Regions from separate parts of the Homo sapiens genome. Here region 1 is linked to region 2. Evidence: read pairs that join two places in POLR2A ChIA-PET (ENCODE). Cell type or tissue: GM12878. All regions are shown on one strand. Links, peaks and the distances in the headings refer to the core of each region. The heading gives the core; the rest is flanking DNA.

Region 1 (16,690 bases), core at 5,280-13,279, 80 kb before region 2:
AGAGAATCGCTTGAACCTGAGAGGCGGAGGTTACAGCGAGCCAATACCATACCACTGCACTCCAGCCTGGGCAACAGAGCAAGACTGTCTCAATAAATAAATAAATAGTAAAGTATTTTTTAGTTAAGGTATGCACACTTTTTAGACAGAATGCTATTGCATACTTAATAGGCTACAATGCCATGTAAATATAACTTTATATGCACTGGGGAAACAATAAATTCTTGTGACTAACTTTATTATGATATTTGCTTAATTGTAGTGGTCTAGAACCAAATCCATGGTATCTTCAAAGTATTAATTCTAACAAAAAGTGGCCAGGCACGGTGGCTCATGCCTGTAATCTCAGCACTTTGGGAGGCCAAGCCAGGTGGATCACTTGAGGTCAGGAGTTCGAGACCAACTTGGCCAACATGGTGAAACACTGTCTCTACTAAAAACATAAAAATTAGCCAGGAGTGGCACACACCTGTAATCTCAGCTACTCAGGAGGCTGAGGAACGAGAATCACTTGAACCCCAGAGGCAAAAGTTGCAGTGAGCCGAGATTACATCACTGCACTCGAGCCTGGGTGACAGACTGAGACTCTGTCTCAAAAAAACAAAAACACTCTATTTTAAAACATAAAGCTATACAAGTAAAGTAAGGGACAAATGGTACTGGTAAACCTACTCCATCACCCAGTACTACCCTACCCACATGGGAGATGTGCGTGGACTTATTTAACAGCACAGAAAAAATATACAAACATGCACACCCACTGCTACTTCATGTCAATATAGTAGCAGCAATGATAAAACAATGGGACAACTACAGACAACAGTCTACTTTCCTATTAAGACATGTTCTTGTAGTGTACATTAGTTCATTCATTCATCATTTGGGCGATGAGGTCAGTATAATGTGAATGTCACTTTAGTCCAAAATTTTCCCCAGCATAGTAAAGTTTTAAAGCCAGCAGGGACAAGCTTTCTCACAAAGACAGAGCTTAAGCAATACATGATGACCTTAAGAAAAAAACTAGAAATCCAGAAGAGGGTAACCAGAGGCTAGTTAATGGCTTTAAACTGCTAGGCATTCCACAATGTTAAAACCATCTGGTCAAGCTGTGAGTACAGATAGAAAATCCATGACAATATTTTTCCCACGTTAATTTTTTTTTTTAAGGGGTGAGAGGCAACTGATAAAAACTACACCCTGGATCAGATTTACTAGTTTTCACAATTTCATCATAAGTAGAAATGAATGTTCTCGAGGACCTACATTTCAAAGGAGAAAGCATAAATCCTAGAACTTAGAACTAACTGGGGTAAATATTTAGCTATATAATATTTTTATTAGAATGGGTACTGGTTTCGTTACTACAGAGATTACAAGTTTACACAGGAACAAGCCACTCAGAAACCGATTTTCAGGGCCCGATTTTGCAGAGCTTCAGGTTTTCTTCAGAGACAACTATACTGTTATATAACAAAAGTAACTGCCTGTACTATGGTTATTTAAAGAAGTCCACGGTGGCTCAGGCCTGTAATCCCAGCACTTCGGGAGGCTGAGGCGGGCCGATCACGAGGTCAGGAGATTGAGACATCCTGGCTAACCCAGTGAAACCCCGTCTCTACTAAAAAATACAAAAAAATTAGCCAGGTGTGGTGGCAGGCACCTGTAGTCCCAGCTACTCAGGAGGCTGAGGCAGGAGAATGGTGTGAACCCAGGAGGTGGAGCTTGCAGTGAGCCAAGATCGTGCCACTGCACTCCAGCCTGGGTGACAGAGCAAGACTCCGTCACAAAAAAAAAAAAAAAAAAAAAGTCCAATGTCACCTCCTGCTTCATACAGACCTGGCTTTACTTCTTCCATATGTGCTGTTATGGGGTAAACCAATCTGCACTAAAAGATTAAATTTTATTGCTACTAAACACTTAAAAATTATTTTCAGTCAATCCAACATATTGCCCATTTTTGTTTTAAGAAATACTAATAAAAAGGACTGGAGTGAGATATTCAAAATGAGTCAAAATTAGGCAATAACAAATACAGACTGTAATAGCATAGGTAGAATATGTGGCCTCTTATGCCAAACTAAATTTAAATTCTGGTATATACTATGTCTTCTAAAAAAATTTTTTTTCAGTTTCTTAATTTTATAATAATGCCACAAGGAAGATGACAACCATTAGAATGACAAATTCTTCCTTTAGAAATAATCTCTTTAGCTTGCAGCACAACACCTTTGAAATTATTTTCTTTATGAAAATCTCAAAGTATTAAGGAGAAAGCAGTACATACTGTCCCTGGTTAGAGAGGATACATTTCTTCACTAAGCAGAACAATAACAATAACAAAAATTGACTTCAGCATTCAAATTTCTGTTGACAACATGTGTTTAAGATGATTCTATCACTTAGGAATGTCAAACTCTAACCAAAATTTAATTTTGGTAACACAAATTATTAAAAACTTAAAATATTTAAGTTTACCTGAAATTTTGTTTTACATCAAGGCATTTTTAAAACTTCTTATGATTTTCTGAAACAGGTATATCCTGAAATGTCAAATCACTAAAGTTATAAATACCAGTGGAGCACTCTTCAAAACTGGGAAGGGATATATGAGCTAACAAAAAAGGGGAGAAAATGGTACCTTGCACAGAACAAGTACACCCATCTAGTAAAGAGATGTAATCTAAGCATTCCCCATCCCACTCCCTGCTCCAAATCATGTCCTATATGCTTTATATAGAATGTCATTTGGACCCTGACTGTTCACACCACTTTCTATTCTCTCTACCAATTCAGGTTCAATACTGTAACATTCTGAAACACTGTTTCTCTTTCTTCATTGCTTAAGTTTATACGGTTTTTTTTTTTCAATAACGTTCACTAAGCGTCATGTCTCTTCTATGTAGAAATTTTAAGATGGAAGCGGCAATATATCTTTCTTATTGAAATAAAAACATTGATCAAGAACAATTTCCACTGTGATAAACAGAAAATACGTATCAAAATTACACAGACCTACCTACATAGAATGTATATTCAGCAACTCGAACTTATATGGCTAAGTATGTTCCTCTCCTTATTGAGATGACTGAAGCTTTCAGAGAGCTGTGTACCTATCAACTTGTGATATCTCAATCTCAAAGGTTTTGTTTCTTTACTCCTCCCTTCTTTGTCGCCTGTCTCTGAGAGGAAAAATGTAATCTCCATCATTTCTAAGACTATTAATACCATCAGTAGCTTTGATTTTCTCTACCCCTAAGCCTTTCAGAAATTTGCTCCATTAGTCACACGCCTCCTGCTTAAAGGTTCAATTTCTTTAATCTTAATCTTGTCTCTTTGTTAATATTCACCAGTATATGACACTGATTCTTTAATGTCAATATAAGACCAACATAAATGAGTGAAGTCTCATAAATAGGAAGAAAGTTGCCCCAATCCAACTATTCAGATTTTTAAAATAATAAAATTCAGTTTTCTTTTCAATTCACTCTTAATGAAGCTCTAATAATAAAATGGAAGTAAAGGAGGAAGCAACAATCAGTATCACAAAATACGCAAAGAGCCAAGACTATATGGCAATTATTTCCAATCTTTATTTTTGAATAACCAATGACTTGCTGGTTATGCCAAATTATATCTAAAAGTTAACCCAGGTCTGATTCTAAAAAATAAATTTTAAAAAGCTCTCTTTGGAGGATAGACTGCTATTACTTTCAACTAGTCATTTCCAAAATTTAGGAATTAATTTCCTATATAGAAGCAGAATATGTTACAAAACTTTGCTCCTATGCTCACTTTTCTTTTAAAAATTAAACCTGTTTCTTAAACATTATCTTTAAAAGGTTAACACGATTTTTATTCACTCTTAATCACACATTGTAGGGTAAAGAATAACATTTCACCATCCCTCCCAGAAAAAAGTAACCTCAATCGGAATTTTGATATTCTTCCTGTAAGTTTTGTGATCTTATACAAAATTCAAGACATTTCCAATCTTACTTCTAGGCACTAAAAGATATTGCTTATAATATATTAATCGTAACTATCATATAACTTCCCCTACTTATCAAAGCAATGTTGTTGCTCTGAGGTTTCCAACTTCTCATTTCCCACTCCACACAGCTTCCTCAGGGTATTATATGCTTTCTCGTAGCATCAACTACAATCTACAGTGGTGGTTCTCAAACTTCAGTAGAATTACAGATCACTCTGGAGGCAGGGGTTCTTGTATTAAAATGTAAATTCCTAGGCTGGTAGCAAAAACGAAATCTATGGCTCCTTCTAAATTCACCTCTTCCAAGATGGCTTCCCAAGTAACTCTTCACCACTACTCCCAAACATTATTAGTTTAAAAACTTTCTGTTCCAACAGGTTCTATTCCATACCTATGTTCTGAAATACCTTGTAACTATTTTGTTGTCTGTCTCTCTCATTAGGACTGTAAACTCCAAGGAAGTAATTTTTGGCTTCTCTGTTTTAGTATTTCCAGTGGTTTACACAAGAGGTTAGCTATTAGCAGGCGATCGTTAAATGCCAGTACACATGTACTGACCAGATTAAAGGACAGGTAACAAATAGTTGAATAAAAATCAGCAATAATGACTCATTATATACTTTGCTCTACACTTTGACAGTCTGAATTAGGAAGGCTTATACAACAGTTTTGTTTCCCAAGTTATGAACACTTAAAAGTTTCAGACAGACCAACAAGGACAGTATCAGGGATAAGAACATGGGTCTTTAAGTTAGACATTACTGAGGTAAAAACCTAGATCCACCACTTAATATGATCTCAGGAAAGCTTATAATAGTTTCAGTGCCTCCTCAACGCTAAAACAAAGCTCATATCTAATTAATACATTCTAGGTGAAGATTGAAAGAAGTAACATATTAAAGCACCCAAGGCCAGGCGCGGTGGCTCATGCCTGTAATCCCACCACTTTGGGAGGCCGAGGCAGGCGGATAACCTGAGGTTGGGAGTTCAAGACCAGCTTGACCAACACGGAGAAGCCCTGTCTCTACTAAAAATACAAAATTAGCCGGGCGTGGTGGTGCATGCCTGTAATCCCAGCTACTCGGGAGGCAGAGGCCGGAGTATCACTTGAACCCGGGAGGCGGAGGTTGTGGTGAGCCGAAATCGCACCATTGCACTCCAGCCTGGGCAACAAGAGTGAAACTCCTTCTCAAAAAAACAAAACAAAACAAAAAACATATTAAAGCACCCAAAACCTGGTGTATGGCAGATAACCAGAATATGGTAGCTGTTACTTTAATTAAGCTATTTCTTTAAAATTAAACGATTAAAGTGTATGAAAGTGGGAGAAACATTTTCCTTTCAAAAAAATACAGTAATATTTTAAAATAAATACACAAATTACTAATTTTAATCTACAGAGTTTTATCGATCAGTTAAATTACAATTAAAAATCAAAACCACACAGCCTAAAACAGGGCTTTGTGCTTAACGTGGCTACCCAACTGACTCCTGCATATAGTTGGCGGTCTTTTAAGAACCCAATTCTTTTTAAAAACTTTGAAAATTGATTTTTTTCTCTTCTTTTGAAAGACACTTTCTACTGCAGATTAAAATCCAATCAAAATTTGCTGGGTGGGTAGGTAAAGGCATATATGATCCATTTGCATAAACACACTCAATAATTAATACAAGAGTTAAGAATATTAGTATAAAGGGGTCCTTATACTAGCTTAAAGGATTTACAATCTTCTAAAAAATTTTAATGTTTTTCAGAGAAAGTTTGCAACTGTTCCCTGTTTTATTAATTTACTTTGTCCTATTTCAAAGGTTGAGTCTAAGGTATAGTAGAAAATTTGAAAACATAAGACATGTAAAGATGAAATATTTCAAATTATCCATAATATCATCATCCAGAGATAATCACTTTATAAATTTGCTGTATTTCCTTCCAGCTCCTTCTCTACAAAGCGTTCTCTACAAACATGTGCTTCTCTACAAACATGTGCTTCTCTACAAACATGTGCTTTAAAAATGGGTGCCATGTTAGGTTACACTACATGAAAATGCTGATATTCTACTACTCTTGACCTACAAAAACGGTAATTTCATATGATTTAACCTAAGACCATATGCACTATATGTACATATATGTATGACCATAATTTTATATTCTTCGAGACTTTACATTAAATCATGAGCACTTTCCTATGTCTTACAAAATCTTCCCCATATAACATTTTATGGCTGGATGGTTAGTCCAAACAAATGGATATAAAAAACAAACCATTTATCTGATGTTTGAAATTGAGTTGTTTCCAGTTTTTCACCATTATAGATGATAATGGTACGAACATCCTTGTGCCTAAGTCTTCCTGCGAATCTGAGTATCTCCTTAGGAATTATCTCTATAATTCCTAGAAGTAGGTTTTCTGAGTCAAAGTTTATGAATACTTTTAATCCTAAACAAGTTCCTAAAATGAGTACCACAAAAGAACCAATTTACATTTCACCATAAGTCAGAAGGATAATTTTACAAACCATCTATGGTTTGTAAACAAATTCTTAAAGGAAAAGCTGCAAGGCATAGAAACAAGGTAAAACAGGAAAACATTCTCAATATCATTGGTTGTAACAATTTGGTATAACCAAGAATCATGTGAGAGGCTTATTTAAAAACAAAGATCTCTGGATCCCATTCCGGTGATTCTTTCAATGTGCCCTGATGTAAACTGGTACTTTTAACCACCATCCAAAGTGATAGATACAAGTGATTCCTGAACCATACTTTCTTTGTTTGAGACAGGGTCTCACTCTGCTGTCCAGGCTGGACTGCAGTGGCACAATAATAGCTCAGCTCACTGCAGTCTCGACCTGCCAGACTCAGATGATCCTCCTACATGGCTGTGACTACAGGCACATGCCACCACACCTGGCTAATTTTCTTGTATTTTTTGTAGAGATGAGGTTTTGCCACGTGTCCCAGGCTGGTCTCAAACTTCTCGACTCAAGCGACCCATCTGCCTCTACCTCCCAAAGCGCTAGGATTACCAATGTGAGCCACCGTGCCCAGCCCTGAACCACACTTTGGAAAACATTACTCCAAATAGTACAAATATGCTTTATATGAATAATTTTTCCTACGAATTATTGCTGAGTAAGAGGTGAACAAATCATTTCTTATTCAAGACTAAAAAAATTAGGTAATCATTTATATTACATCTTCAGATGAAATTTGGCTTCATCTCTACACTCACAGCTTAATTGAAAGTACAAATACAAACTGAGTATCTCTTATCTGAAATGCTTGGAACCAGAAATGTTTCAGATTTGGGATTTTTAAAAAATATTTGCATTATACTTATCAGAAATTTCAAAATCCGAAGCGCTTCAATGAGCACTTCCTTTGAGCAGCAGGCTGATGCCTAAAGTTTTGACATTGGTTCTGCTATTTCCCAGTTGTGTGATTTTTAGGAGTTGTAGAACCTCTCTGAGCTTCAGTTCTCTCATCTTTAAAAATAATCATTAGAGTCTTTCTCATAAATGACATAATTAACATAGAAGTGCTTAGTACAGGCCAGGCACAGTGGCTCACACCTGTAATCCCAACACCTTGGGAGGCCAAGCGGGGCAGATCACTTGAGGCCAGGAGTTAGAGATCAGCCTGGGCAACATGGCAGAACCCCATCTCTATTAAACATACAAAAAAATTAGCTGGGTGTGGTGGCAGGTGCCTGTAATCCCAGCTACTTGGGAGGCTGAGGCAGGATAATCACTTGAACCTAGGAGGCAGAGGTTGCAGTGAGCCAAGATCGCGCCACTGTACTCCAACCTGGGTGACACAGCAAGACTCTGTCTTTAAAAAAAAAAAAAAAAAAAAAAAAAAAAAAAACCAAAGTGCTTAGTACAGCACTTGGTCCAAAGTAAGAGTTCAATCAATGAACCTACAAACCATTTTGCCTAGGCAACAAAGATGACTGCACAGCGCTTATCTAATAGGCCATACAGGAAGAAAGCACCAATAACATAATGGCCAACCTTCTTAAAACGTGTTTACTAAAAAATATCCTAGGTACTGAATAAACTCCCTAATGACATTATCTTTGTTAGAAAGTCTAGAAAAAATTGGCAGCACCAGATTTTAATCCCAGGTCTATTCTATTAACCACTAGGATAATTTCCAGAATTACTATCCTACTTAGGAAATATTGGATATCAAAGAGATAAAACAGTATTCTTAGCAAAAACATGTTACCCACCCACCCCCCCAAAAAAAGACATAAAAAGTGAAAGGAGAGGTTTTAACATCACCTACAACTTGATTCTTTAAGAAACTTCATCCTTCTTCCTAACTCTAACTTCTATAGCTTCAAGGTCAAGTATTCTAATACTTCCCACTGGTAAGGGTAAATTGAAATCTTTTTAATGGACATTTTAAGAGCATGTTTAAGGGACTTTAAAATGTTCATACATAATTTGATCAAGGTTATCAAATAGATTAATGGCAGAGCCAAATTAAATCCAACTCTTTTAATGCTCGATCCAGGGCTCTTTAGAAAAGGCAGCTCCACTGAGGCTAGAACTTCACGCTGCCCATTTATTTTACATAAAATACTGTCTAATCACAGACCAATCATAGTTATCTTTCTAACTTTTATAAAAAGTAGTCAACACTCTGGTGTTTACTTCCTCGTTTCCTATTTGCTGAACCCATCATGAAAAGAAGCTGTCATAGACGGCACTCCAGTAAAACATATCCATGATTAATTTGCTGGTGGCCCATCATTAAACATTTTCAATATATATGAAATTCAGACACATCCTTGACCGAATCCTAAATGATATTAACATGCTTATGTTCATCAGTGTTCACAGAAGGGTTTTTTTCTTGGAAGTCAAGAGAGTCTATAAACTTTTTACCTGTTGAATAATAAAAGATTACAAATACTAGTGTTTAAATTATTTTCAATTTTCCATAATTAATGTTTAAAGTATCTGAATTAAAGGAAATGTGCAGACTAGCACAGATAATATTTTCAACTTTCTAGAAACACTAAGGCTTCAAACACTACAAGTGACTATTTGAGTACATCAAAAAGGAAAGTTCTCTTAACATGGTGATTTGAATACCACATGTGATGACAATTTTATGCCCCGTTTCTACTACAGTAAATTGTTAATCTTATTTAATTTTTGTAAATGTTTTTAGATGTGGTTGAGAGAAATGGTGTCTCTATCATGGCAAGAACAGAAACAGGGAATGATAAAGAATTCAGTATTTTTATGTGGTGGAGTCTGTATAAAACACTTTACATGAGGTAGAGGTATTGGTGAGGAAGGGAGTGGAAGAGAGTTTCTTTTCTAATCTAACACCATCAGCAAAACTTTTAAGTAATCAAAGTCTTTGACAGCATCTGAGTTTCTATGACAGTAGTTCTATTTTACAGTTAGCAATATTCCTACACTTCTATATTTGAACCAATTATTTGTTTAAAAGGCATAGAAAAGGAAAACAAAAATTATTTTAAAATAATCACTTTGAAATTTATAATACTTGATATTAGATTTTTAATTTGCTATATCCTTAAACACTACTTTAAAATAGCTTTATATATCCTCATCAGTATCCCTTAGAAGTAATACAACTCATATTTCCTAAATGGTGCCTTACCCATGAAACCACTAAGAAAGTAAAAGACCAAAAAAGGATGCAAAACAACTGCAGTACAACTCAAGAGATCAAGAACCTTACCATCATTCTAATTACAGCTAGAGTCTGAAGCTAATGAAATCTACGAATGTGAGGAATATTCCACTTCATTTAGATAACACAGCATAGTTACCAATAACTCTCATATTTTAGAGATATGCTCTCATGGTCAATACCAGAATATGTTGATATTTAGCTAGGAATATGGAGCAGAAAGACTATGAATTGATGAATGAAATAATATATAATCTCTAAAATTTCATGAAGGCATACAACTTAACCATAAAGTTACTGAGGCTACTCACAAAACTTGAAACGAAGAAAACAAGAAAGAAAAACTAATCTAATCTTTAAAATAAGTGCTGCTGCTTTAAGTGGCCGGCAGTCTCACATAAACTCCAGGCTGAAATCACAACATCCATTAGAGTGCTCCACAGCTCAGAGCAAGCAAGCAAGTGGTTGTCAGTGCAGCTAGTAAATCACCTGATCCTATTACAAAATCAATTACTGCAGTGCATTTCCATTGCTACACAATCTGATGATGACAAAATGATATTGGATATCTACTGCAAGGTCAAGAAAACTGCTAAGAACATCTTTAATTGGTCTTTTATTTTTAATCATTTGGTCTTAGTCATAATGCATCCATTTTCATTGCATATTTTTATTTGAAATAAATCTATGTAGTTACCTTTGGTTGCCTGGGACATTCGATGGATAATCTCTGCAACTGGTCTGATGTATGGCTACAAGAGAACAAATCGGAGCAGCAGGTCGAACGGCTCAACCTCTTCATTAAAGAAGAAATAATGCTGCAGCCACAGCCACACATTGACTTGCTCATTAGATGAGAATTTGACTTAAAAAATCAGAACTGGTGATGTCACATATATACTCAAAATTGTCAAACTGCCTCATTCTGCAGCTCTCTGGCTGAAAGAAACACTACTAAAAAAGAATAAAACAACAGCTTTGCTACAGAAGATGCCAGCCACAAACTCATCGCCAAGAAAAACTGGATATTAAAACAGAAGTCTCCCAGCTACTCTTTAGAAAGAAGGTAAGGTGCTTTAATATTTTAAATTGTTTTATATTAAAGCCCAAGTACTTAACAAAGGAGCAAACTCAAGACACCCCAAAATTATACTAACCACTTTCTGTCTTCCATCAGTTTAGATCTGTTTGCCTACTCCTTCAGCTCAGCCTATCCAACCTGTTCCCTCTGTAAATGCACACGATTTCAACAACCAACAGGAATGAGCTCCACCCCTCCCCGTCTCCACACACACTGTTCAAGAACCGTTTAATATCTGGAAAAGAACTGCTGCTGCATTGCTTTGAGAAACAACAGGGAGCAAATTACTGGATGGATTCTTTAACTTACCAATCAGAACTGCTGACCTTTTATGACTCTACAATTCAAGAAGCCTGCCAAATACTCACAGTAAGAATAATCAACAAATTTTACTTCTATACTATAGATTAATTTACAGAATTGTTTTCAATCTTATTATTCAATCTACAATACAAAAATATAGGCCTAAGTATTTTTTAAATAAACAAAATGTAGACAGTAGCTAATACAAATCTTTGAGGACTGATGGAAGAGGGTAGGAGGGTAACTGAATAAAATATACAAGCAAAAATTCCCTCTGGATACTTTATGTAGACTTGAGAAGTAATGAACAATAAAAATCTATAGCAAAAATACTGGTGCAGATAATGATGTAATAAACAAGCTGGATAATCCAAGGAGGCTCCTGCTATCATAAATGTTAGAAGAGTTTTAATGAGAAAAAAGGACATATGGCTATATAGGTAGGTACTGACCACAAGTAAAAAGCCATCAAAAACCTCATTGTTTTGATACTGAATTTTCTCCCACTTACTTGTCTGCATTTTATTTAAAAGATTATTTTAAAAACCACAAACCACCCTGAAAACATAAGCAACAATATTAAGTATGCTAGCTATACTATACCTTTTATACTTAAGCATTCTACCTTTGCCAATAATGCACAAAGGTATTTGTTTATACAATGTAATTAATCCACATTACAATTTCCAGGACAAGGGAGGGTCGCATTAATACAAATACTTTATAGTCTTCACAAATAATCATACTTCAAATTACTGTAACTTAAATGAACATTCATAGACCAATGATTGCTAATGTAAGAGCACCCTTTTTGGGGAAGATAGTCTAAAACTAAATAATAAACACCTTGAATTAAAATACGTATTTTAAAACTTCCCATTGTCTGTGACACTGAAAGGTTTCTTCTTTGTGTATGTAACATGCTCAATTTCTTCCCTGGTTTAAAGCTAAAAAGATCCAGCACTGCCTCTGCCTTCACCTTGCACTGCCCTTTTGATATTCATGTTATACTTAAATCAATTTCCAGAATATCTAAAAACAGGCATGCACTTCACATTCAATTTTTTAAAAATCCTTTGGTAGATAAAGGCTATGGTAACAAACAAGAAAAATAATGCAGTAACCTTTTACTCGCCTGCTGGAGGTACTGTCTGCTGCACAGAATTTTAAATCCTCATCTGCAGATGCAATTGAACTGGGTATTGCCAAGAACTCTGCTTTTCCTGTGCTGCTGCTACACAGCTATTCATCGAAAGAGCACATTATGTAGAATCTGAAGTACTATCAAATCTGAAGTTTAAGTTTCTTAAATGAGCAAAAGAACTTCTAAAATCTAGCTATACCCCTGCTCTGTCACACTTTCAGATGCATGCCAGCCACGTTAGCGAAAAATGTCCTAGTGCTGCTATGTACTCCTAGCAAATGGGTAAGCTAGGGAAGCTAAGAGTAGTAATGAAAAAATTAATACCACATACTAATGTAAAAACAAGTACCAGGCATTAAAACCTGGTAGGATTTGTGTTGCCAAAAAATGTATAACCTGTCCATAACAATTTGATATTTGTATTAGTTTTCTAATTAAAAGCCTATAAATAAATCATGTGTCTAATATTACCAACAAGCATCAATTAAAAATCCCTGCCATACTGCTATTAATGAAAGTTATCTTACTAGCTATTCAGTCTGCATCACTATTGTTTCTAAAGAAAACTATGAAATAAAAGATTCAAAGGTATAGAATACTTGTGAAATAGCTTGACTTGCAATGTTCCTTCCTCCTCGTCCCCCACACCAATATCCCTTGGATCTTATATTAATTATAACTTAGAGTATAAGCAATATGACGTATTTTCATTATTTATCATTTTCCTTCCACATCAGCTAATTTGATGTATAGTATTGTTGATTCTTAGGTTGCAGATAGATGGAGCTGGAAGGCAAACCAACAAAGATAAGGTTTAAAAATTAGAAGAAAAAGAAGCATAATATTGTTTATGAAAAAGTTTATAATTAACTTTGTCTAGGTACAGATACGTTTTCAAAGAGGAAAGAACATTAATACTTGCTCACTAACAACAATTAAGGATCTTGAGTATTTCTTCAATTAACTAATGCATTTTAAAGTTGCTTTCCCCTTTAATTGCAAGTAACTGTCAAAACTTGTTTTAAAAATATTTAACAATCCATTTCTATCAAATGATTTTCATTTCCTTAAGATACAAGGTGATCACTTCTCTTAAATGGTAGTCTAAAAGATGTGAAATCTACAAACACAACCCTGAACAAGAGACATCCTTCCTCAATGCTCAAATTTATTTGCATAAATAAGCATAAGCTAATTTTTATAGTTCCCCTAAAGGTAAAAATGTATCAAATAAGAATCCGGCTCCCAGAACTCTGGGATGCTGAGTTGGGTGCAAGTAGACTGCTTGAGCCCAGGAGTATGAGAGCAGCCTGGGCAACATGGTAAACCCTGTCTCCACAAAACATACAAAAATTACTGAGGCATGGTGGCACTTGCCTGTAGTCCCACCTACTTCCTACTTGGGAAGCTAAAGTGGGAAGATCACTTGAGCCCAGGAGGTGGAGGCTGCAGTGAGCTGTGACCGCACTCCAGCTTGGACGACAGAGCAAGACCCTGTCTCAAAAAAAAAAAAGAAAAAAAAAGTATCAAATAAAAACTTAGCCAATTGACACTATATTTTAAAAATTATTGTTTCATTTAAAAACACCATTTGTCACACATAGCCTCTGAGAGATGACTCCAGCAATTTTCAAAATATGAACCCTGGGAGTTCCTGAGACACTTACATGGAGTTTCTAAGATCAAAATTATTTCTATAATACTAAGATGTTACTTATGTTTTTTACTCTGTCTCTTGAGTATACACAAAGTAAAGTTTTTGTCAGAGTATAGAGCATGTAATATCCTAACAAACTGAATGCAAAAGCAGATATGAGCATCCAACTGTCTTCCTGTAAGCCAGACTTTGTTAATTGTGTAAACATGTAATTAGCTGTTATTTTTAAATAAATTTAATAAATGAAAACTATTTAAACTTCTCAGCTTTATTTTCTAACAGGGTAAATATCAAGAGAGATAACCCACATAAGTCAAAGCTTTTTGGGGTCTTCAATAATTTTTAAAAGTTTAAAGAGATCCAGAGAGCAAAACAAATTTAGAATCACTAAAAATCTTTGCTCACATTTTTTCCTTAAAATACAGCGTTGGTCATTAAAAGGACTTCAGTAATTTTAAAGCAGAGATTAGAAAAATACTCACTTTAGAATAGCAAGTATAAAATGCTTCTGAATTTTCACTGTTATTTTTAAAACCCAATTTTTAGCCATCTTCATTGTTGAGCACAATTGTTATCAGCTGTGTCTCAGAATAGTGTTCAATACTAACATCTTTCTTTTTTTAAGTAGTAGAACAACTACAGCAGTCCCTGGAGCAAAATTTAAAAATCTAGCTTATAAATACACGTTGAAAAAGAAAGAAGATCAGTTGTTAGGAAAAGGGAAATGTGACATTATATATGTTTAACATAAAAAGAAATTATAAGAACAGCTTCTAAAACTCATCTTGACTGTACAAACCACTAGTTTTAAGTAATTTTTTTTCCTGAGAAGAAATACATAAACTTTAAATAGAACCTCAAGAACGGATTGCCTTGCAGTAATAAATAAATTAGGAGGAAAACACTTTCAAGAATACATTAAAGACAATTAGAGAACTTACAGTATAAAAACTTAATTACTGGCCAGGCGCAGTGGCTCACGCCTGTAATCCCACCACTCTGGGAGGCTGAGGCAGGTGGGTTCCTGAGGTCAGGAGTTTGAGACCAGCCTGGCCAACATGGTGAAACCCCCGTCTCAACTAAAAATACAAAAAATTAGCCAGGCGTGGTGGCACATGCCTGTAATCCCAGCTACTCGGGAGGCTGAGGCAGGAGAATCACTTGAACCTGGGAGGCGGAGGTTGCAGTGAGCCAAGATCGCACCATTGCACTCCAGCCTGGGCAACAGAGTGAGACTGTTTCAGAAAAAAGAAGAAAAAAACTTAATTATTTATGCTGAGAATATGTTAAATGCTTGAAATATTAAGGCTTTACAGTCAAACAGGAAAGATGATTTCTTATCTTAATTTCTTATGTAGTAGCCCACATTTTCCCCTGTAAATCCCACAGAGTGAATTTTCAAAGGGGTTCTCCTTGGTTCTGTCCTTAGCCAAACCCCACGTCACCCCATGTCTTCTACAACTCTGGTTCATTCAGTCTATTCAGTCACCCATTCAGTCATTCAAATATTTACTCAGCACCTACCACATGCTATGCAGGTATGGATAAGGAAGATGCAGCCATACAAAAACGGGCTAAAATCTCTCCTGCCTTCACTGAACTTTTATATTTCAAGGAGAAGGTACAGAAAAAACAAGAGAAATATTTTTCTAGTAAACGGTGGCAGCAGGTAAGGAGAAAAAATACAAGAGGAAGGATGAAATGGCCAGCAAATGCCTCATTTTCTTAATGAAAATGTAAATCGAATTTTTAAAGATTTAAGAACATTTTTTAAATGTTGAAAGAGTGGTGGCAGCAAAAACGTGGTCAGTGAACAAAATTTGAATTTTTTCAGCATGTGTTAGTTTCTAAAAGAAAAAATATTTTTTAGAATTTTTTTGAATTTTTAAATGAAATTTTTCAAAACGTGGAGAAAGGAGTATAATGAACCTCTATATATATACTGTCACCTATATTTAACAGGTACTGAAATATTAGCAATATTGCTTTATCTATCTTTTATTCATTTTTTCCAAGGTATTTTAAAGTAAATTCCAGACATCACGTCATTACTTCCCTCATCCATATACATCATTATGTATCACTAAATAATTTGGCCACTGCCTTTCATACTCACAAAGTCACTATACACATTCAAAATAAGTATATTTCCACGATATTAAGTAATACCAGTCAATATTCAAATTCCCCATCTTATTTTAAAAATGTATTTTCTAGTTAATTTGATCTAAACAGAATCCAAAGAACTACCCTTTGTATATAACTATAGTACTGCTTCTTATATCTCTTTTACTGGAGAGTAACTCTCTAAGCCCCCCCCCCCTTTTTTTTTTTTTTCCACGCCAATACCTTGCAGAAACCATGTTAGGTGTCTCATATTCTGAAATTGTCTGTGCTTCTTCACTGTGTCACTTACCTTGTACCCCAGTCTCCAATATTTCCTACAGATAACTTTTTTCTTTTTGTTTTCTTTTGCCTACAAATAACTTTTGATAATGACTATTCCAAATTCCAACCTGAATAGAAATACTAGCAATATAGCATCAGACATAGGAGCTCTTCTAACTTCAGAGAAGTACTTTAAGTCTATTGGTAATTTTCAAACACTGGTTGAACTGAATGCAAAAAAAATTTAACAGGGTGCAATAGCTCTGAAAGGACAGAAGAGGGAACTATAATATTTAGGAATTCCACACTAAATAGCCCTTTTTAAAAAAAACTAAACACTGACTTTCAACTTGGCAACAGCTAAAAATGTAGTAATAATTACTTTATATATCCTCCTTCCAAAAAACAAACAAAAAAACCTAGAATGCAGAAGAAAAAGATAT
Region 2 (16,690 bases), core at 6,877-14,876:
AGGGGTCCACAACTGGTACTGGTCCGTGGCCTGTTAGAAACCCGGCCGCACAGCAGGAGGTGAGCTGCAGGTGGAGTATTATCGCCTGAGCTCCGCCTCCTGTCAGATCAGCTGTGGCATTAGAGTCTCATAGGAGCACAAACACTATTGTGAACTGTGCATGCAAGGCATCTAGGTTAGGTGCTCCTTAAGAGAACCTAATGCCTGATGATTCATCCCAAACCATTCCCCACTGCCTCTCCTTCCCCGCATCCACGGAAAAACTGTCTTCCACAAAAATGGTCCCTGGTGCCAAAAAGGCTGGGGACTGCTTCTGTAGAGCGATGGAAAACTAATACCATACAGATGACCATTTAGATTTGAGGAAACATGGTTTATATTATTTCTCTTAAAGGCTGCTACTCTTTATCATCAAAACAATTTCTAAAACTTCACATTATTATAAGTGATGTAATTCAATTTCACAAGTCAGCAAGATAAGCGGTAATACTAATCTCAACACTGCACAGTTTTTAATTTTTAATTTTTTAAAGAAAGTGTAACTTCTAAGAATTTATTTCTTCCACCAAGTAGGCACACAAACAATACTGTAAACTTAGTATGGTTGTTTCCGCTTTTTTTGTTTGTTTTTGAGACAGGGTCTTATTTTGTCACCCAGGCTGGACTGCAGTAGCACCATCTTGGCTCACTGCAGCCTCGACCTCCTGGGTTCAAGCAATCCTCCTGCCTCAGCCTCCCAAGTAGCTGGGACTACAGGCAAGTGCCACTACACCCAGCTAATTTTTGTATGTTCAGTAGAGATGGTTTCGCCATGTTGTCCAGCTGGTCTCGAACTCCTGAGCTCAAGCGATCCACTCGCCTCAGCCTCCCAAAGTGCTAGGATTATACGCATGAGCTACCGTGCCAGGCTGTTTCTGCCTTTCTAAACCAATGACATATCAAAACAGAAGCCCAATCTTGGTCTTTATCCATTTCTAAGGAAGTGTAAATAAAGTTGGAGGGGTGGTTTTTTTAAAAAAGTTAATTTTGAGATCTAGCATGGCCACATTATTGGAGGCAATCATCCAGTTTCTAAGAACTTCGGTAAACTCGACTATTTAAAAAAAGGAAACACAGAAATCTGAATAAAGTCTACTATCTAATTAATAGTATAAATAAACAAATGGAATAATAATGCATGCTCTGCCAACCTCATATATAATTAAATGCCAATGAAAATAGCCAGTACTTCTATGGCTCTTATTGTGTGCCAGGCACTGTTCTATAAATAATATATAAGAAATAAATTTACAGATGACACAGACAGTATAGAATAAAGATTAAGGTCCCAGGCTCTAGAGCCAGACTGCCTGGAAACAATCCCAGCTCCACTATTAACTAAAGGTGGGACCTTGACCATGTTTAACTTCTCTATGCCAAATTTTCAGCTATAAAATAGGGATATTAACAACACTTACCTCATAGAGCTATCGTGAGGACTGGATGAGGTAATACACATGAAGGACACAGAACAGTGCCTGTCACATAATAAACACTCAAATACCGATATCGATATTATTTGTATAGTGGTGCCATATTAACATTCACTTCTAAGAAAGGAAACCTGTAGTAGATTATGTCAGAGGATACTAATGAGCCTTAGACTTAAAGTCTGAAAATCTTGAAGTACTTATCTGATTCTTTCTACCCCAACCCCTAAATTCTATTTACCAGAATTTAGTTCCACTTAGGCATTTTTAATCTTTTATAGAACATCATTCAGCACTCAATACTTATTTTTTTCTTTTTTTCTTCAAGACAAAGTCTCGCTGTGTCGCCCAGGCTGGAGTGCAATGGTGCAATCTCAGCTCAATGCAACCTCCACCACCCGGGTTCAAGCAATTCTCCTGCCTCAGCCTCCAGAGTAGCTGGGATTACAGGCACGCACCACCACACCCAGCTAATTTTTCTATTTTTAGTAGAGACAGGGTTTCACCATGCCAGCCAGGCTGGTCTGGAACTCCTGGCCTCAAGTGATCCACCCGCCTTGGACTCCCAATGTGCTGGGATTACAGCCATGAGCCACTGCACCCAGCCTACTATTTTATTTATTTATATATTTGAAACAGGGTCTTGCTCTCTCACCCAGGCTAAAGTATAGTGGCAGGATCTTGGCTCACTACAGTCTTGAACTACTACGCTCAAAACCATCCTCCCACCTCAGCCTCCCAAGTAACTAGGACTACAGGTGCACACCACCACACCCAGCTAATTTATTTTATTTTTGTAGAGACAAGGTTTTGCCATGATGCCCAGGCTGGTCTCCAACTCCCGGCCTAAAGCAATCCTTTTGCCTCAGCCTCTCGAGTAACTGGGATTATAGGCATAAGCCATCACGCTCAGCTTCAGCACTCTATACTTAGTATTTGCATGTAACTTTTGATAAAATTTTATAAAGGCATATAATTAAAATTTCTGAAAAGGGCAAAGTTCAAATGTATTTAACTATAGTTACAAATACAGTATTTTAAATGGAACCAAGAGAAAATCTTTCACAAAACATTTTTAAAGGCCAACATCTAAGTTTAGCTCTTTTTAAGGTAACAGAATTACAAAAATTATTTTAAATATCCTAATGAAAAAACAAAAATACAGATATAAAAACTATGTTCTCACAGTATTAATTAAATATGAAATATCTATAAATAAACTCACTGGGTAGGGAATAGTTCTACAAAGTATGTAAAAGAAGAAAAAATAAATTTTTTTTAAATTACAAACACCAAATCAGCAAACAAAAATAGTTTAAGAAATTACATAAGGGAAGCCAGGCGTGGTGGCTCATGCCTGTAATCCCAGCATTTTGAGAGGTGAAGGTGGGTGGATCACGAGGTCAGGAGATCGAGACCATCCTGGCTAACACGGTGAAACCCCGTCTCTACTAAAAATACAAAAAATTAGCAGGGCGTAGCGGTGGGCGCCTGTAGTCCCAGCTACTCAGGAGGCTGAGGGAGGAGAATGGCGTGAATCCGGGAGGCAGAGCTTGCAGTGAGCCAAGATCACACCACTGCACTCCAGCCTGGGCTACAGAGTGAGACTCTGTCTCAAAAATAAATAAATAAATAAATAAAGAAAGAAAGAAAGAATAATCAGATACCCACTGACTTAAGCAATTTATACCCAAGAGACTAACAAATGTTGATTCTCAGATTTTCTGCTAAACCATAGGTTTTCAAATCCTAAATAATGTATTTGAGGCTCATCCTGAAATAATCTCCTTCAAAAGATTTAACTCTCACTCAACAACACATTTCACATATAAAATCAGTTTTCTCCATAATCTTAGACAGATTTTGCCTAGATAAATTTATTCTACTGCTAACATATCTGGGACACCTGTCCTGATGATGATTCCAAGAGCAAGACTAAAAAATGAGGGTTAATGCAAATCAATTCAAATGACGGACTTCAATTTCACAATTATTTTGTATAATGACATAAAACTGGGAATTGCTTCTTCACGAGTCTGTTAATCTGCCTTCCAATAGGATGATTTTCTATCATTTTCCCCTCCTATGTCAGTACAACTTTCCATTTTCAATAAAAACTTAAGAGACAGCATGCATGATTAAAAGCATAGACCATGGAGTATGACAGATCTAGATTTGAATCCCAGTTCTGCAAGTCAAAATTCCGATGTGTTCTTGGAAATTTCTCTGAATTTGTTTCCTTTGCCATAAAACATCAGTAGCTATTTCATATGAACTGCTGTGAGGACTAAGTTAAATAACGGTTGTAAAAATCCTTAGGACAGTTCCTGACATACAGTAAACATTCAATACATGGTAATAATAATGATCATGAATTACAAAATCTACATTCTTATCTTCTAGATTCATACCCCTCTCCTTCCTTGCCAATTCTTTAAAAATAACTGGGGGTAAAAAATCAATCATTACCGGCCGGGCGCGGTGGCTCACGCCTGTAATCCCAGCACTTTGGGAGGCCGAGGCGGGTGGATCATGAGGTCAGGAGATCGAGACCATCCTGGCTAACAAGGTGAAACCCCGTCTCTACTAAAAATACAAAAAATTAGCCGGGCGCGGTGGCGGGCGCCTGTAGTCCCAGCTACTGGGGAGGCTGAGGCAGGAGAATGGCGTGAACCCGGGAAGCGGAGCTTGCAGTGAGCCGAGATTGCGCCACTGCAGTCCGCAGTCCGGCCTGGGCGACAGAGCGAGACTCCGTCTCAAAAAAAAAAAAAAAAAAAATCAATCATTACCAAAAGCAAAAGAGATCTAGTAGGTCACTTCTTCACCTCCAGTTGTCCTCTTTCTTTCCTACACCTCAATAGCCTCAATCATTACCCATACTTAAGAGTACATACTCACTTAATTTGGGCCCAAATGTGCAAAGGGGACCAGTCCTTATTTAACACTGTTACTTAATGATGGCTCCTCCATGATGTAAAAATGATACTACATATTCATCTTTCCAACAAACTCAACACCAGAACGGACCTATGTTGTGAAAAAGGAATCAGCCAAAAGCACTATTCAGGAAGTATCCATTGGATCAAAGTTTCACTACTGAGTCAAAAATAGGAAGGTCGACTTTAAGAATAAGATGTTCCAAAATATCTAAGCTACTTTACTTCTAGGATATGCTTTCTAGAAATGCAGAAGAAAAAAGTTCACATGAAAATTTTATCAGCTCCTGGGATTTGCTTCTAATTCATTCAACAAATATTTGCTGAACACCTATGGGCAAGCACAACACTAAGCACTTGGAAACAAAGGTGACAAGATAATGTGTGGTCTCCCCTCCTGCCAACCCCCATAGAACTTATTTAAAAGCTTTCCAGTTTTTTGTCTCTCCCATTCATTTGTTAACATACTATATGTCTACAATGTGGCAGGAATGTTAGGTACTTGGGGGAGCAGGTGTTGACTAAGACAAGACTCTTGCCCTCAAAGAACTGAGAGATCAGTAGAAAAGAAAAATACAAATAAGGATGTTAAGTGCTATAAAAGCCACAGAGATACTGTGGGTAACCAGTGGAAAAAAATAACTAATTCTAGTTATATTAATCAGGACACACTTCCTAGGAGATCAATATTTAAGTAGGGTCTGAAGAGACAAATGTTTCCCAGATGAAAAGAAAAGAATATTCCAAGCAGAGGAAACAGCAAGGTGTAGAGACAAATATACATGAAAGAATATACATGTACACACACATACAAATAGACATTAAAGTACATACATGCTGTATATACATGGACACACAACCAGTGTTTGGATACAAGTGAAACAAGTCACCTGAACCACAACATACAGAAAATGATATGACTTCCCAATTCTTCCAAAGATAATACACAACCCTGTAAATAGCAGAAAAGTCAGTACATTCAAATTCCATCCTTAGGGTATTAAGGCTGAATTCTCTCCCAGAAATAAGGGGACGGTGGAAGGAGCTCTGAAGGGTAGATTGGATCTGGACTAGAAGGGATCCCAAAGGGATCCCAGCAAAGAAGAGTCAATTCAAGTGGGAATACAGAGAAAGAACAGAAGCAAGGCAATTAAGAGGCTCCTGAAATGGACAAGGAATGGTAAGGGTCCAATTTTTTTTTTTTTTTTTTTTTTTTTTTGAGACTGAGTCTCGCCCTGTCACCCAGGCTGGAGTGCAATGGCGCGATCTCAGCTCACTGCAACCTCCGTCTCCCTGGTTCAAGCGATTCTCCCTACCTCAGCCTCCCCAGTAGCTGAAATTACAGGTGCACGCCACCATGCCCAGCTAATTTTCTGTATTTTTAGTAAGGGTCCAATTTTAAACAGTAAACAGGAAAAGTGTACACAGAAAAACAAGATCCTAAGTTAAAGAGCCCTTGACTTGGTGAGTAATAAAACATATGGAAAGAGAGAGAGCTCCAAGGTTTCCCCCAATAGATCATTCCATTTACCTTGATACTTGTTTTTTAAGTGTACGTTTGACTTTATGAATACACACTACGGCACTCATATCTCATAAGCCCTCTATTCATAATACACTTTTACATGAATAGCTCGTCATAAAAAAATTAAATTAGTAAAATTCATCTGGAACCTTTTCTCAGTTTCTGAAAAAAGTGTAAGGACTTTTAGATTAATTTTGGAGTACTTTCCCTGTAACCTTAAAAAGAAATGAAACCTACTAACCTTCTTACATGTCTGTCTTTTAAAATGAATGTTAAATGAAGCCTATCCATGTCTGTGACTCATCTTTATCAATAATCAGCATGTATACAGAATCTAACTGGCAAAGTACCTTATACAAAGGAACTAAGCTGGGTTTCCCAATGTTGCTTGGCAGGGCTGGCATTCTGGACCAGGTAATTTTTTTGTTGTGGATGCTGTCCTATACCTTGTTTATACCTAACCTCTACCCACGAGATACCAGTAGCACCCTTCCCTCTCCCCACTCCCCCAAATGACCATCAGAAACATCACCAAATAGTGCCAAATGTCCCCTGGGGACCCTGTTATAGATTGTTATATACTAAGCACTGTTTCGAGCTTCTCATTTACTTCGTTTAATACTAACAAAGAAGTAACCATGAGGTGGGTAGATATCATTTTCCCCTCCTTACAGATAAAGAAACCGAGGGAGGTTAAACAACTTGCCAAAGGTCATACAACCAGTAAGTGTGGTAGCCTGTACTTGAACCCAAACAATGATGGCTCAAGTTCCTGCTCCTAATCACTGTTGAGCTCTACCACTAATGACCCAGCATTTATCATCTGACACTTGAAAAGTAGTATTTTGAATCTTATCTAGCACTAAAAACTAAAACTACCACCAAGTGACAATTGAAAGTTCACAAACTCAATTCAAGATAAATTAACAAGCATTTTTTAAGCACTGATTATATGCACAGCAGTTTCAGCAACTAGAGTGGTTCAAAGAAGAAACTAACATTTATTAAGGATCTGGCTCCAGGACCCCTTTCACACATTATCTCTTTGAGGTCTCACAACATCCCTGGGTGGTATTATCTTTTTTTCAAGAGAGTAAGCTCAAGGTCAAAATAGAAAAGTGGTCCCTGACCTAAAAACTTTCACAATTTAATTGGAGAGACCAAAAAAAACACATATTTTAAAGAAAATAAGCAAATTAAATGTATCAGTTAACAATAAATAAAGGGTAGAAAACACAAAATATGAGAAAGAAAAGTATACAGTTAGACTAGTCAGAAAATAAATCTAAAAAGATGCTTCTAGTATCCCCTCCTCTTAAGAAAATGGCATAGAAGAGCAAAAGAGGAGCAGCTGGGGAGGAGCAACATCTCTCTGAATGATGTGAAATACAAGTTTTGGGGACTGAAAGTTTTGAGATAGCCAATTTAAGTAGTAAGTCAAGGAAATGATGAAAACTATCATTTAAGGCTGCCTTAAAATTAGGATCAAGCTGAAGCTGGAGACAATAAAGCTAGTCTATGATACGCTTTTAGGGTGCCCCTACCTCCAAACACTCTCAAGCACAGCAACAGGAACAATCAAAAAGTATGTAAAGGTTAAGACTGCTAGGGTTGGTTAATGAAAGCTTAGACAAAGTCCAACAACCAAATTTCCTGAGTGACACATCATCTATTTTGTTTTGTGTATTTTGTCTCTCCTAACCAGAAAGTAAGTTTCAAGAGAGCAGGATTTTTGTTTTGCTTATTTAGATCAATTCCTGGCATAGTAGGTGTTCAGTAAATCTGAACTGAATCTGCTGCTGAATAAAGGCAGTATTCCAAATAGTAACACGTTCAGGAGCAAAGATCACCAATGTCTCAGCATTCAGAAAACCAGCACCCTCACAGAAATAACAATAACTTAATACTATAATATTTCTTATTATTGCAGCAGCTAACATTTACTGGATGCTAACTTAGGCAGACACTGTGCTAAAGGCTTACATGCATTATCTCACTCAATCCTCTTAATTACTCTATAAGGGAAACAGGTACTATTATTATCATCCCAGTTTTAAAAGAAACACACATGGAATAAATAACTTGCCTGAAATCACAAAGCAGCAGAGCTGGAACCTGGGTCTATCAACTCCAAAGCTTGCCTCTCAGCTACTATGTCACATATAGAATTATAAGCACCCCTCTCAGACAAAGCTAGCGAAATAGAGTCAATGAGGAAAAAACAACAGAACAAAAAAACTCCTCTGTAAGTCAAAAACTCTTTGGCCATCCCCTTCTCCTAGCAGGTATGGTGGAAATTTTCCCACCCTAAAATAACACTGATTATCCCATACAAACTAAACCTTCAATGGTTTAAAGAACCCAAATGTTGAAAAGCTATGAATAAAAACCAATAATCTAATCATCATTTCAAAGGGTGACAGATAACAAGTGGTAACACCTCATGTCCACAACCCAAAGAAATAACAGGGTGTGACCTCTGACTAAGACTGAACTCAAAACTTCCGGAGCCACTCTCCCTGATATCTGCCTCTTCTTTCCTCCCTCCTTTACTGCCTCTCTCCCCACCTCTGTACAACCCCACTCTCTTCTCCCGCTCATTTATTTTAAAAAAAAGGAAATTTTGTTTCCTGTCTAAATGTCTAAATCTGGTAATATAAAAGTTTAGTATTTATCCGCAGGGGGGAAAAATCCACCTGCATAACACTCAGTAGAAAAAGGCTTCCCCACTCACTGTATAAGCATTCTAGTTTATACTATCAAATTCACACAGCAGTCAATTAAGAGACCACCAATCATGCAAAAGAAAACTTACAACCCAAATATTTATTTACACAACCTTCCAGTATTACATACATAATAATCAGGAAGAAATCAAATAAACTAGAGAGAACATGCTCTTCTTCCCATCCAGGAACTCATTATAAAGTCTTTTTTGAAAAACTATGAAATGTAAAGATCCCTAGAAGCATAATCCAAATCGTTACCAATAAAGAAAAGTATTTAAAATGCTGAAATTTTTTAAACTAGAATATTCATTAATCATCTAACTAGAGAGCCACTAGCAGATAAACCCATCTAATTTCTACATTTACACCAAAATCTAAAGCAAACTTTCCTTAAAAGGAGAAGTCACAGCTAGCAAGATAATCAGTGCTAAAGAATATATTTTTTAAACTTTTATTTTAGGTTTCGGGGTACATGTAAAGGTTTCATAGGTAAACACATGTCACGAGGGTGTGCTGTACTTATTATTTCAACAACCAGGTATTAAACCCAGTACCCAATAGTTATCTTTTCTGCTCTTCTCCCTCCTCCAACCCTCCCCCTCAAGTAGACCCCAGTGTCTATTCATTTTGTTCATAAGTTCTTACCATTTAGCTCCCACTTATAAGTGAGAACACGCGGTACTTGGTTTTCTGTTCCTGCATTAGTGTGCTACGGATAATAGCCTCCAGCTTCATCCATACTCCCACAAAAGACATGATCTCCTTCTTTTTTATGGCTGCACAGTATCCCATGGTGTGTATGTACCACATTTTCTTTATCCAATCTGTCACTGATGGGCATTTAGATTGATTCCACATCTTTGCTATTGTGATTAGTGCTGTAAGGAACACGCGTGTGCATGTGTCTTTATGGTAGAATGAATTATATTCTTCTGGGTATATACCCATTAGTAATGGGATTGCTGGGTGGAATGGTAGTTCTGCTGTTAGCTCTTTAAGGAATCGCGATACTGATTTCCACAATGGTTGAACTAATTTACACTCCCACCAACAGTATATAAGTGTTCCCTTTTCTCCACAACTTCACTAGCATCTGTTATTTTTTGACTTTTTATAGTAGCCACTCTGAATAGTCTGAGATGGTATCTCATTGTGGTTTTGATTTGCGTTTCTCTAATGAGTAATATTGAGCTTTCTTTGCTTGTTGGCCACATGTAAGTCTTCTTCTGAGAAGTGTCTATTCACGTCCTTTGTCCACTTTTTAATGGGGTCGTTTTTCTCTTGTAAATTTAAGTTCTTATAGACGTTGGACAATAGACCTTTGTCAGATGCATAGTTTGCAAGTATTTTCTTCCAAGAATGTATCTCAGTCTTTTTTTCTAGCTTAGATTTTTTTCATATACCTTAAATATACAGTTCTATTCAATAAACAGCCAATGAAGGAAAGCATACCAAAACTGTTCTCAACATAGAATTTCTTTCCAAATACAAAAACAATCAAGAAGCATTTATTTATTGTATTGGCCAATAAAACACTGATTATGCCCTACTCGAAGAAAAGGTATTTCTGAAAACCAATCTTGTATTTAACAAATATTAAGCACACAAAAAAAGGAATTTTTAAAACCCACATACTAATAATTTCAGGAAAAAACAAAAACTAAAATTAAGTAGTTAAAATAGAATCATGTAAACAAAATTATTTCGATCTTAATTTGAGATGTAAATGACACAGATAAAATTTCCGTTCAACTTCTTAATGATTTTTTAAAGCTTTTTATTTCCAGGGGTTAAAGAGATGGGCAACTAAAAAGGCTGATAACTGAATTAGATCCTGCTATTTCTAAATGGGCAATTTAAACCACAGTCACTATCATAATCACTAACTATTCAAAAACGGATTCTTTTCTGGTCCATGCACTACTGAGATCTTTGAAACTAAATTCAAATTCCAGTTATGTTCAAATCAGTCTTTCTTTTCTATTAAAAAAAAGCCCAACAGTTCTGTCATTTCTTCAGTTTTTAATAAAATGTTAATGAAGTTTTAGATGTTTCTGAAAACACAGAATTACTTCAGTATTATTTGTCAAACTCAAGTGTTGAATTTAAATGTTGGGCTTAATATAAGGCCTGATTTAAATCTTCTATCTACAACACACTTTAAAACAACTTTAACTTAATAAATTAACACTGATGGGTCAAATGCTATATGCCAGGCACTGGATTAAGAGCTTTGCATGCTTTATATTATCTCATTTAATCCTAACAACCACCATGTAAAGGACACGTTTTCCTCCATCAACAGGTGATGCCACCAAAATTAAAAGGATAATAAATAGCTTGTCCAAGGCCATGAAGCCAAGAAATTATTGAATTATGAATTACTGAATGCATATTATGAATGTATTTTATTACGTAAATGAGAAGTAAACTAGCTGCCTGTTGCTGACTCCAGGTAGACCTGTTTTCAACCATTTGGTAATTATAAATTACACTTTTAGTGAAGCAACTCCTTCTCAGACCTAGAGAATGTCATGCAAAGGTATATTACCCCTCATTCACCCCCCTAAAAAGCATGCAATCCTAAAAGGCTGTTAAAAAATACACACACTCTGACCGGGCACTGTGGCCCCAGCCTGTAATCTCAACACTTTGGGAGGCCATTTCAGGAGGACTGCTTGAGTCCTGGAGTTTGAGAACCAGCCTGGGCAATATAGTGAGACCCTGTCTTTACAGAATTTTTTTTTTAAATTTGCAGGGTGTGGCAGTACACACCTATAGTCCCAGCTACTCAGCTACTCAGGAGGCTAAGGTGGGAAGATCACTTGAGCCCAGGGGGTCACGGCTGCAGTGAGCAAGGATCACACCACTGCCCTCCAGCCTGGTGACAACAAGCAACCCTGTCTCTAAAAAAAATAATTTTATACAAACCACACACACTCTCATAAGCATTGACTAGATCAGGAATTTTTGTTAAAAATTTAAAAATTATATACACACACACACACACACACACACACACACACACACATATATATACACACACACATACATTCTTCCAAAAACAAACCAACAATTTGCCTTGAGACTTCACATTTGGAACTGATAATAAACATTGACGGGTTCGTTTAAGATGCTGTGAGATGAAAACGCCAAAGCCAGAGGATGTGATCCTCTCAGAGAAAAGGCTAAATAATATTAAAAATATTTTGTAGTCTTTTAATATTTCCTAAATTCCAGAGCAGTCATGCAGAAATGAACATCTAACACAATACACTAGGTACAGGTACACAGACAGACAGAAACACACAGAGAGAGAGAGGAAAAAAACATGCTATCTCTTTCTTACAGCCAGATTTCCAGTAGCTATCTTCCAGATAGAAAGAAAGGGCAAAGGTGACACAGCATAGCAACAGAAACTGCACAGTATCTGACTGATCCACTAGCTGTCCCTTAGGTCTGATGGGGGAAGAGCAGAAGATACTCAAGCAATAAGGTCTCTTGTGCATTTCTGTTTGTTTCTGATTTTCAACTACGTGCATGGCAGGATAATACAAGACGAACACTGGCTCTCATATTTTCTTCTTATAAGCCTTCTGCTTTACAGAAATCAAGTGTTAACTCAAAAATTGTAAAAGAACACCTCAGAAAAATTTAGTTAAATGTTAAGTTTGTCATTCCAATATCCAGATCAAGTGCTCAAACTGCAGATGCTCCCTCAAATGTTTCACAATTCTTAAGTTGTAATAGGAAGAAATTTTTAAAGATACTTGCATGTAAAAATATAATTACTAGAAGATATATATCCCATAGTGTTCAGAAAATGTCACGTACTTTGAGAAAATACATTCCATTTAAACATACTGTGAAAGGTATCATGAGGAAGTACCAAGGAGGTATCATCAGAAAGCAGCAAAAACATAAAAGTACATTAAGACATAAAACAGGATATTAAGTGATATTAAAAATATTTTGTAAGGTCTTTTAATATTGCCTAAATTCCAGAGCAGTCATGCAGAAATGAACATCTAGCACAATACGCTAGGTATATCTACACATACATACTTTGTGTGTGTGTGTGTGTGTGTACATTTTCCCCCATTATACTTAATGGGGGAAAGTCTAAGAACAGGACAAATTAACAGCAAGAATTCATTATTTAACAGCAACTTTACTCATCTTTTTGTAATGACAATTCAGTTACACTAAAAACATACACATTTTTCCCTGGTCCACTCAAAGTATCAACAAACTGGAATAATTTCTGTTTGGAGTATTTGCAGATAGAAGATGCACACCTTGTGTCTTTTAAATTGCCACTCATCCTTAGGCTTGGGACAATGATAAAATTACTTGAAAAGACAAAAATTAAAAGATTTTTTAAAATAATAAGGAAATAATCCTTTCCAAATAAATAGGGAAAGCAACTTTATAGTGACCTTCTAAAAGATGTACTAACATTGTCAGATTATATACTCTTTTTTTAAAAGGAAGAAGAAAAATTAAAAAGTAAATTGTTAGTTCAATTTAAGTAACAATATGTAGAAATACTACATATAAACTAAAAGCAGGTTTCAAACTAACTAAAAAGTGATCATTATTGCAAGAGTAATCTCCACCCCTGCCATAAACAAGGGAATCCTAAAATAAATAGGATTTATGAAACTAAATATACCATCATCCAATGTTGGTATCTGCTGACATATGAAACAAATATTTTAATATTAACTGTAATGTAAAATTGCACAAAGTGAATTACACTTTCTGAACAACACATGTGAGAAAGATTCACTCTTAAAAATATAGCAATGCTGGCCAGGTGTGGTGGCTCACGCCTGCAATCCCAGCACTGAGGGAGGTCGAGGTAGATGGATTACCTGAGCTCAGGAGTTAAGAGACCAGCCTGGGCAACATGATGCATGGCCTTTGGGGTTACCTGGTGGGTGCTAAAACACACACACATATACCCTCGAGGCTCTCTAATTCCCTATCAATCCAAAAGTTGTTACCCATCTCTATCAAAAATACAAAAAAATTAGTCGGGCATGGTGGCGCATGCCTGTGATCCCAGCCACTCGAGAGGCTGAGGTAGGAGGATGACTTGAGCCCAGGAGGTGGAGGTTGCAGTGAGCTGAGATCACACCACAGCACTCCAGCCTGGGTGACAGAATGAGACCCCGTCACAAAAAAAAAAAAAATACACACACACACACACACACACACACACACACGTGTATATATATACGTGTACATATATATATATACGTATATATATGTATATACATCAAAGCTTTTTAAAGTACACATTTAAATGATTTAAGTGATTTGTTAATATACACTAGTACTTGAAATTAACAAAACAAAAATTGCGATGTGTAATTCTACACACTGAATTAGCCACTGCAAGAGATTAAGACTTTAATAGATAGCAGTATCAAACTTTAATGCTCTTATAATTTGACTCATATTATTCAAACCAACCATAGACACTTCTAATTTTACACACGAAGTAAATGCTTTACATTTATTTTCAGAAGGTTTCAAAAGTATGCCCACAAGCTTCTTTACAGATACTTTTGGCCATGATACAAAGCCAGTATATCACTAAATGCCAACTGTGGTTATCTTTAGATAAGAAATGCAGGTAGTCCCTACTTTTTAGCTGCATCCCTTTAAAGATGGTATCACCCCGACCCTCAATCCATAGTTTTCATCACCATGAAGGCAAAAGTATTTTGTACAGTAGAGTATGTGCTTTATGCAGAATCATTTTAAATGAACTCAGAGAAAAACATCTCATCTAGAAAACAAAGACCACCAAAAATAGCCAGTCCTGGCTTTGTAGTGTAATAAAGCTCATACTGTTTGTTGGTGGATTTGGCAGTTGTCTATACCAGGAGTCCAAAAACTTCGGCCTATGGGCCAATTGGAGCACGGCAACATTCATTCACTTCCTTGTTGTCTACAGCTGCTTTCACACTATAAGAACAGAATTGAAAGTTGTGACAGATCATGTGGCCTGTAAAACCTAAAATATTTACTAACTGGCCCTTTACAAAAATAGTTTGCCAACTCTTTCTCTACACAATGAGATGTCAGAAGCACCAGAAGACTTCTCCAAGAACCATCTCCAAAGTACAATGAAATGAGCCTATGCATGGCCTTTGGGGTCATCTGGTGGGTGCTAAAACACACACACACACACAAACATATACCCTCAAGGCTCTCTAATTCCCTATCAATCCAAAAGTTGCCAAGGCAAAGTACATGAAGTTACCACTCTTCCCACTGTCCTCACTAGTAAATAACATTAACTATAAGTGGCTGCCTTCTAAAATTCATCTGAACATGGCTTCGACTGCACAAAAAATGTTGTGGAAAGTGGAGGATGACAAGAGAAGGCCTCCATATGGCATATAATCCAATCCCTATATTTTCACCCTAGAATCACCTTAGACCTATCTCCTTGTTGAAACATCTCTTCCCCAGAGTTTCTGCCATTTGAATAATCACTGTTAAGAAGTCAGAGAAGCTACTAGGAAGGTGCAGAATTCCAACTAAGGAACACAAAAAAGTGTGAATATATATTTCCTTCCTCACAATCCTTAATCCTGTTAAAGTCAATACTAAATGCAAGCCGCAAAAATGTCTACATTTTTTTAAATGCCAAGTTGCTTTTTTTTAATAAAAAGTTTAAAAGGAAAAAAAAAAAAAAAGCATGTTCAGCACTACTGTGCCTACACAGGGATATCCCCTCCATTGTATGGGACACAAAGACACACACCAACTGTGAACAAGGGAAGCAGCCTTCTCTGTCAGCTATTTTTGGCCTCACTTCGTCATATCAAGACCAAACGTAGGATAATAATGCACAGTGAACTTTAAAACATGAATTTGAGGAAACAAATCTGTCCTTCTATTTATAAATTCCTTAACAATGAAATTATTATTAAGTATACTCTTCTGAACTTAATCTCAAGGGACCTATATACCCTATTTAAAAAAAAAAAAAAATTTTAGCTTGTTTCAAAAATACAGAATAATATACCCTGGGACTAAACTGGTGGCCATGTTTAAAGCCTGCTCATTCCTTTTTAACTTCAACTCTTATCCACTTCTAAAACATCTATTTTAGGTAGTGTCTCATTCATTCAGATTTTCCCCCTAACTAAAAATACCCACTTTTCAGCTCTTCACTTTCCATCAGTACTCTGGGAAACCTAAATACTTTGAAAATAATTCCAACTTTACATTTTCAGTATATTACCTGCTAAACTATTTTGCTGTTTTGAAACTGCACCAGTATCCAATTGTTGCCCTAAAATTTCACATCCAAAGCAAAGTCTACTGTCCCATTTCTAAACTCTTTTTTGTAAGAAGCCACTTTCAACACACTAAGCATCTTCTTTTTCACTCCTCCTTCTGTATAGCCCTGGATAGCCACGATATAATAAAAATGTTGGTTCCCTAGAAAAACAAAATCCTAATCCAGGCATACAGCTTTTACCTAAAATGTAATTTCTCCCCAGTCATCTGAAATTACTCTCAGGAACACTCTTCTCAGTTGCTTCTTTGAACTGTAATCATGTGTCTACACAAACACAACTGACCCTAACACTACTCAACAACCTCTATCTGTATTCCCTTCAAACCAGCTTCGTAATTTTATCTGTCCCTTATGCCTTTCAATTCCAAAAGTCTTAAATATTGTGTCTCCACTTGCTCTTTTCTTCCTAAAAGAAACCTTCCCAGATTTGGCTTCAATACTTCAATTAGTTCTATATGTACACGTCCAAAAGCAACATTTCCCTAGTGAAAAATGTAAAAATATATTCACATCTATAAGTTGACAATATCTAACATCCAGTGCGGTCTTAGATAAATATTGGTCTATCCCCCCTCTCCTATAGCTTTGTGCAATTTGTGTTTGATTGTCTCCACCACCTACAAGTAAAAGCATCTCAAAGGCAGGGACCCCAAAAACTTTGTCATTTCTACCCAAACGTGCAATAAAACATTACCATAATTTTT

The links. Peaks named below come from ENCODE experiments on the same cell type or tissue, not always from the same donor. Only the 100,000 strongest peaks of a DNase experiment are listed, where the experiment ranks them.
Region 1: POLR2A ChIA-PET joins it to region 2 with 5 read pairs; 10 of 35 experiments call an interaction of 5 or more read pairs at or near these places.

What each region holds. Positions count from the first base shown.
Region 1 is chr4:152,438,081-152,454,770 of GRCh38, forward strand. The region is part of intron 2 of FBXW7 (F-box and WD repeat domain containing 7); the gene reads right to left. Among named protein-coding and RNA genes, the nearest start is that of MIR3140, 43 kb to the right of the region's middle. In GM12878, for the core only: no CTCF peak of the experiment used is centred there; no DNase peak of the experiment used is centred there.
Region 2 is chr4:152,516,213-152,532,902 of GRCh38, forward strand. The region is part of intron 2 of FBXW7 (F-box and WD repeat domain containing 7); the gene reads right to left. Among named protein-coding and RNA genes, the nearest start is that of FBXW7, 12 kb to the right of the region's middle. In GM12878, for the core only: no CTCF peak of the experiment used is centred there; no DNase peak of the experiment used is centred there; H3K4me3 peaks cover 4,538 bases; H3K27ac peaks cover 5,000 bases.